Linked DNA regions of Homo sapiens: region 1 is linked to region 2. The links are chromatin contacts, found by Hi-C or POLR2A ChIA-PET in ENCODE. All regions are on one chromosome and are shown on one strand. The core of a region is the stretch at or near the end of the contact, and the rest is flanking DNA. Distances in the headings are between cores, read along the strand shown. Region 1 has its middle 64 kb from the start of TRC-GCA5-1. Region 2 has its middle 100 kb from the start of TRC-GCA5-1.

Region 1 (3,197 bases), core at 130-2,629, 40 kb before region 2:
CCTAATTTTTTTAAGTGTTGTTACATCCCTATCTATACCAGACCTCTCCAAACTCCTGGGTGATTTCTAAGGTGTTAGGCTGCTGCAACCCTGCTAGCAATCTCGGAGGGGATTCCTAGACACCCATGACCCATAGTGAGGTGGGAGGATATTGGTGCCTTTGGCAGACCACGCAGCCCCCAGCCACCATCCCCCAGTGCTGGATGACTTCCCCTCCAGGGCTGTGTTGACTTTTAGACACGAAAGCCACCTGATCATTTATTCTTCCAATGTCATGCTCCATTTGAAGTGGTCCAACTAAGCCTGATTGCTATCCCAGTGACATCTTTTACTCCATGGGGCACATGTCCCATCCCTGGAATAACCTACTTCATCTTTTCTGCTCTTTCCAAAAGGCCATAACCTCAGCATGCAGGGTTTCTCTCTGCAGTGTTCATCTGCAAGGGGCTGTTGGGTCCCTTAGGGGTCACCACTTCCAATGTTCAGGGCTCTAAACAAATTCCACAGTGTCCCGTGGTATGGGTTTAGGAGCTTTATTGGGAAGGAGAAATCTGAAATGAGCAAAGAAAGAGAACGGGGGTTCCCTGTCCCTGCTATTTAGTTCCTGGGGAGGTATAGGGATTGGTGGCTTCCTTCCCGGATAGACAGAGCTGGACTTTACAAGGCCCCAGGTGCTGGCCGGCTTGCAGGCCAGACAACCCCAGTAAACAGCTGGCACATCAGAGCCAAATGCCAAGCCCCAAACAACCTGTCCCCCATGGGCAAGGCTGCTTTCTTACGGATGCTCTATAAAATGACCCAGTCCCAGACACAACTCCTCCCCTGGAAGGTAGACATGGGCTGTCTGACCAGTGAATCCCCAGGCCTTGGCCCACAGGAGCCTGGGAGCCTGGCCCCTCTTCCCTTATTGGCTCAGGCCTTGTGAATATTCTCCTCTCCACAAAAGCTTATTCCTTAATCTGGACCAAGTAACACGGTGGAGTTCATGGAAAGCATGGCGGCTGGCAGGTGGAGTTGTAGCCACCTTGCCAGGCGATTGCCTATGTTTAAATATGTGAAAGAGGCAGATTGTAAAATTCCCTCTCTCTGCCGGCATTGTCTGTTTTGCTCTAACAAGATTCTCCCTTAAGAGCAATGTGTTCTTTGACAATAGCCTGGGGACAGGAGAGGCAAAGTCTTTAAACAAAAATTGTTATTACTCCCACTACTGCTCTCTACTCTTACCTAATTCAAAACATCCCAAGGAGGCTGCATGCCTAACACTCCTGCACCCCAACAGGAAAATAAGTAAGCAGGAAAGCCGGAAGCCCCAAGGATCTGATGCTGCAGTGACTCACTGAGGGGCTTTCCCCTGCTGGGTGCTCTGGAGGCTTTTAAACCTTCGACAATGCCTCGTAGTGAGACTGAGGATGGGCGTGCTTTTACTTTTCTTTTGTCAAGTGGACAAAGGGTTGGTGAGCAAGGGGGTCATTCTTTGGCAGATCAGCTTTAGTACAGATTACACAGAGGCTGAGTGCTTGGGCGATGATTCCTTTTAGCCCGTCCATGTCCAGGTATCCCTTAGAAAGTCTCCAACAACCCCTAGAGATGTGCCTTCCCTAGTTTGAGGACCACTGACTGGTCTAGGAATCTAGGATTCCGAGGTGTCAGGCTTAGGCTAGAGTGCCCTGGGGCCTGCCTGGAAGCTGATAGCCTCCTTGGAACAGTTGCTGGAGACGGTATCTTTATAGAGAGGCTTTTGTGGGTGATGGAGGTTTTCTTCTTCTGACAGATATGCACACAGCTGCAGGAGTTAGCCAATACTATTTTTTCTACCTTCCACTGTTACTGCTGCTATTACTGCTCTCCCCCTGTTTATCCTCTAGCTACATGGTCTCCTAGTAGGTCTTCCAACACACCAGGCACACTCGGTCCTCAGGGCCTTTGCACTGGCTGTTCCCTCTGCTGTAATGCTGATCCAGATATCTGCATGGCCAACTCCCTCATCTGTAATTCTGTTCTCCAGGAGGCCTGCCCTGACTCGTCTATTTCAAGTTGCAACTACATGTTCCTCTCCACCTCCTCTCTATCCCTCATGCCTTCCCTTATTTCCTCTATGAAACCTATCATCTCCTAAAACATTGATTTATGTATTTACGTTTAATGTTTTTGTCTTCCTCTACCACCTCTCACTCCCTGGAACAGAAATTCTTTGAGGGCAAGGATCAGTCTGCTTTGTTCACTGATGTACACTAAATGCCTAGAAGGGAGCTGGCACATGGTTGGTGTGCAGTAGACATTTGCTAATGAAGGAATAAATGAACAGACTCATTTGGTGAAAAAAACAAGTTCAACTTTCACAGCTTAGCTGATCCACATGACCTCTCCCTTAAAAAATATGCAACGCACCATAGCATCAAATTACACCTGAGCTCTGAGAAGTGGCCAGCCTTTCCTTTTTCTTCTCTCCTCCTCCTCTGGTCTTCCTCCTCTTCCTCCTCCTTCTTTTTCCTCTTCCGCTTCTTCTTCTTTTTTTTGTTTATCAGCCAGTATACATGACCCTGACTGACCCTTTTAGTCTCATCTCTGGTCCTTTTTGATGAAGCCCAGAGCCTGCAAACCAGAGGCCAGCGGGACAAAGTTGGCGTGCAGACATGTTTCTTCACAGTGGTTAAAATGAATAAAAATGCATCACCAATCTTTGAAAAAATTGTATATATTTAATATATGTATATATACATTTTTTGAGACGGTCTCATTCTGTCACCCAGACTGGAGTGCAGTGGCATGATCACAGCTCACTGCTCAAACTCCTGGGCTCAAGTAATCCTCCCACTTAATTCTCCCAACTATCTGGGACTACAGGCAAGTGCCAATATGGAATATTTCAAAGATATTTAAACTTCGAAACTATCAAAGCTATCAACATCTTCTTTTGTCTTCTGAAAAATCAGATTTGCTAACATTGGGCCACATCCCCAGTAGGCAGAAGCTAAGCACCAGCTGCCCCTTAGACAGGGCACCGTCTCCATCACCTCCTACTGTGTCCTTGCCACTGGCACCAAGATTAGCAGTGTTCTTGCTGAGCTGTGGCTCCTTCCATAGCCTGCTTTATGTACTCTGTGATTTGTACCCACCTGGCCTCTATAGAAATTTGAGTTTATAGCCCTTGATTTTAAAGATAATGAAGAGATCTGCAGTTCCCAGAATTTGTCCTG
Region 2 (3,320 bases), core at 280-2,779:
ATATTTTACATTTTGAAATTGTTTTTAAAAAAGCAAAAGAATAATGATACTTCATGATGTATTAAAATTACATGAAATTTAAATTTTATTGTCTGTACATAAGATTATATTAGAACACAGCACACTCATTTATTTATGTATTATTTAGGACTGCATTTTTGCTAGTGGAGGAACTGAGTAGGAGTGACAGGGACTGAGTGACCCACAAGGCTTAAAATATTTACTCTCTGCTCTTTTACTGGTCTTGTTCTAAACCAGTTCTTACTCTTGCCACTGACTTTACAGTGGTTGTTTGGGTAACTTCTGCAAATGGGTGTGTACACATGTGTAGGGTGAGAGGCATTCTTCCTTACTTTGTAGCTGAAAATAGGTCATCCTACTATGAGCTGTGAAGTCTGAATATGTTTCCCCTTGTTCCACTAAACTCAATACAGGTACACCCAAAGGAGTTTCAGAAAATAGTCACTAGGACCCATGGGAGAAGGGCAGCCTTCCACTTTTGCTGATTTGATTAAACCACCTAAGAAGGGATTGCACAGACCAAAAATAAGCTCCAAACCAAAGATGGTATTGCCCAGTCGGTAGGCCATTCAGCCTTCAGTTCCTCACGAAAGAGCTTTTAAAGCCACGTATGACTAGATCAGCAGGTTTCTTCCAGCTGGTCTCATCAGAGAATGAGCCTTTGCCATGGGATCTATATAAGAGACTTACTTTAAGCTACTCTTCACTTCTTAGGATTCTCCCAGTTTCTGACATTAAGCTTTTTGGGTCATTCATATTGCAAATTTGCTTTTTGCATTTGATGTTGAGCACTGTCTTTGACCATCAACCTTGCTCCCTCCTTCACAGTTCAAGCTCTTGCTAGCTTTTCTTTTTCAGGTTATGTTGTTTAAGCACCCTGCCTATTTACCCTCTACTCTCATCCTGCCTCAACATCACTACAATCACTGGATCAGCAGCCTCTATGATGCTTACCATCTGTCCTGAAAGCCAGGAATAAATAGAATATAAGATATGAGATGCTACAGGTGAAAGCACCTATTGATCACTGGGAATGGGGGTTGCATGATGGAAGAGAGCTGAAGTGGAGACTAGGATCAATGCTGTTAAAAGGCAGAAAACAATCAGAAGCAGAAATGCAGATATAAATGCATTTTGGAGCACACACTAAGAGGATGTCAGCAGGACCTGTAGGCATCATGGTGATGAGTGCTGCTGGCAAATGCCTGAGACACTGAGTCTGGGGTGATGGAAGATTGAGGGAAGGAAGGAGAGGAATGGAGGTGGGAAGGATGGCAGAAAAGAATGAAGTATTTTGGGAGATAGTACTTTATATGGGAAATAGTCACACGGGGAGTAGGAGGAGTTTGGAGCCTGATATGCCTCAGCAGCAGAGGCCTTTCCCACCTCTGCTTTGCTGTTTGTCAACTGGGGCAGGTCCACTGTAGGACAAAAGAAAATCCTTCTGGGAAGGTGGCCAGCACCACTCGTGGCATACTGCAGGCCCTCCCTGGGGTAGCTCTTTTCCTACTTCCAATTCCTATCTTAGAGCTGTTGCTGTGTCACCACCATGACTCAGAGCCTGTGGAATCTTAGGCTGGGTTCATCAGCTCAGAAAGGTCTGACTTCAGTCATTTATGGGGGCACCAGAAATGACATTGTTTGGTGTCAGTGACCTCTTCCATGCGGTGAGCAAAGAGAGAGGCATTTTTACTTAATTTGATTATTCTATGGGTAATTTAGGTGTCCCTGCATTCTATTATGGCTAGACAAAGCATTAGCCCAGAAGCACATGCAAACTAAATTATTATTAAGTGAAAGCTAAGTGAAACATAATGGCATATAATAGGGATCACAGAGTTATTGCTAAACAAATAGCCTCTGCTTCCACTTCTACCCCTCCATGCTGCCCAGATTCTGACACACAAAGTCCCCTCCTTATCTGTGGTATGGGGACGCCGCTGGTGCCTAAAGAGGAGCATCACTAATGCTTCCTGATAAGGCTTTGGGCATGGAGTACATCCCCAGACATGCACACTCATTTGGCAGGGCCTCTTGTCTGTGGAAACTATCTCCTGCACCTTCTCAAAAGGTGATCTTCTACTTCACGGGGTCAGCTTAAGATCACTTTTTGCCAGGGGCCAGCATGACCCTCCTTAGGGCTCCCAGGGCCCTCTGAGCTTTATTCCATCACATCATCTAACACAGTGTATTGTGATTATCCAATTCTGTGATCCTCTCTTTTTCAAGTTTCCTAGCTTCTTGAGGACAAGCGACATGTCTTATTTGTCACTTTATCCTCTACAGTGTTACTTCTTAAACTGTAATGAGCAATGGAGCCACCAGAGGATCTTGCTGAAATTCGGAGTCTGATTCAGCAGGTCTGGGGTGGGTAAGATGCTGCTTCCCTAATGAGCTCCCAGGTGATACCAAAGCTGCTGGTCCAGGGACCACTCTGGGTAGCGAGCAAAGCCTTAATGCCTAACAGTGCCCAGGCTAAAGTAGGTGTCAGAAGCACAAATGTTCTGAGCTCAACCAGAGTATCACACATCAAAGTACCTTGAGAACTGTAAAACATTTATGAGCATGTTAGCAGCAGATGTAGCTACTTTTTTTTTTTTTTAAATAGATCTGCTACCATTTTTCAGCTACCAGAGTAGCCAGTTGAAAAGTAAAAGTCACAGATCGGTTATCTGCATGGATTTTTAAAAAGTAATGAATGTATGGGAAACAAAAACTGTTTGGCTGATTTTTCTTTTTTTTTTTTTCCACGAGCTGATTGAATTGGCTTTATCTTTTTGTGTTGGGGACTGGTATTTGGATATACTGGTATCTGTTTGGAGACAGATACATGTTTCATCTCTGTTCAATTTTTAAAGTGCGGTCTCCTCTAAAATGGATTCAAAGTTAATTCACTTCAAGAAGTAAGGGAGACAGAGGTGAGCCTTTTACAGTGATTGGAACATGTTTACTTATCATTCAAATTCCCTACTTCTGCTCATCCATGTAGGTGAATTTGAAATCTGTAGCTGGGTCCTGAATTGCAGCTGAGGTTACTTAGTTACTGATAGACCATCTACACGGGATGAGGATCTGAACAGAAAAGATCACCAATTGCTCCTTCCCCAACCCCTCTATCCTCTAGTATCCAAGGACTGGACGTGACATACTCAAGCTCTGTGGGACTGACTTGAACCCCCACCCAAGCCTTCTAGCCCTGCTGATGTTTTTCTAATGGGAAGCTGCATTTTCTCTCTTTTGGAATGGATTAGCACTGAGGTTGGTGGACTTCAGCAAATTTTCCTGGACAGTAAAATCCT

The links. A loop is a pair of places that touch in the nucleus more often than their neighbours do. ChIA-PET counts read pairs that join two places held with the same protein, here RNA polymerase II (POLR2A). Pooled maps may share reads with other maps.
Region 1: a map of endothelial cell of umbilical vein shows a loop between it and region 2 (4-fold over the local background). The contact joins two enhancer-like sites. A Hi-C loop is called at or near these places in 1 of 168 maps with a recorded cell type or tissue (endothelial cell of umbilical vein) and 3 of 50 pooled maps. POLR2A ChIA-PET finds 5 or more read pairs at or near these places in 2 of 52 experiments (BJ and T-cell).

What each region holds. Positions count from the first base shown.
Region 1 is chr15:79,679,058-79,682,254 of GRCh38, reverse strand. No RefSeq gene overlaps it. Among named protein-coding and RNA genes, the nearest start is that of TRC-GCA5-1, 64 kb to the left of the region's middle. Within about 2 kb of position 1,379, at least 2 of the 41 ENCODE cell types and tissues checked have a DNase peak (open chromatin) inside an H3K27ac peak, as active enhancers do; they include endothelial cell of umbilical vein, where a contact is called at or near this core.
Region 2 is chr15:79,638,605-79,641,924 of GRCh38, reverse strand. No RefSeq gene overlaps it. Among named protein-coding and RNA genes, the nearest start is that of TRC-GCA5-1, 100 kb to the left of the region's middle. RefSeq lists an enhancer at 1,766-2,344. Within about 2 kb of position 1,529, at least 2 of the 41 ENCODE cell types and tissues checked have a DNase peak (open chromatin) inside an H3K27ac peak, as active enhancers do; they include endothelial cell of umbilical vein, where a contact is called at or near this core.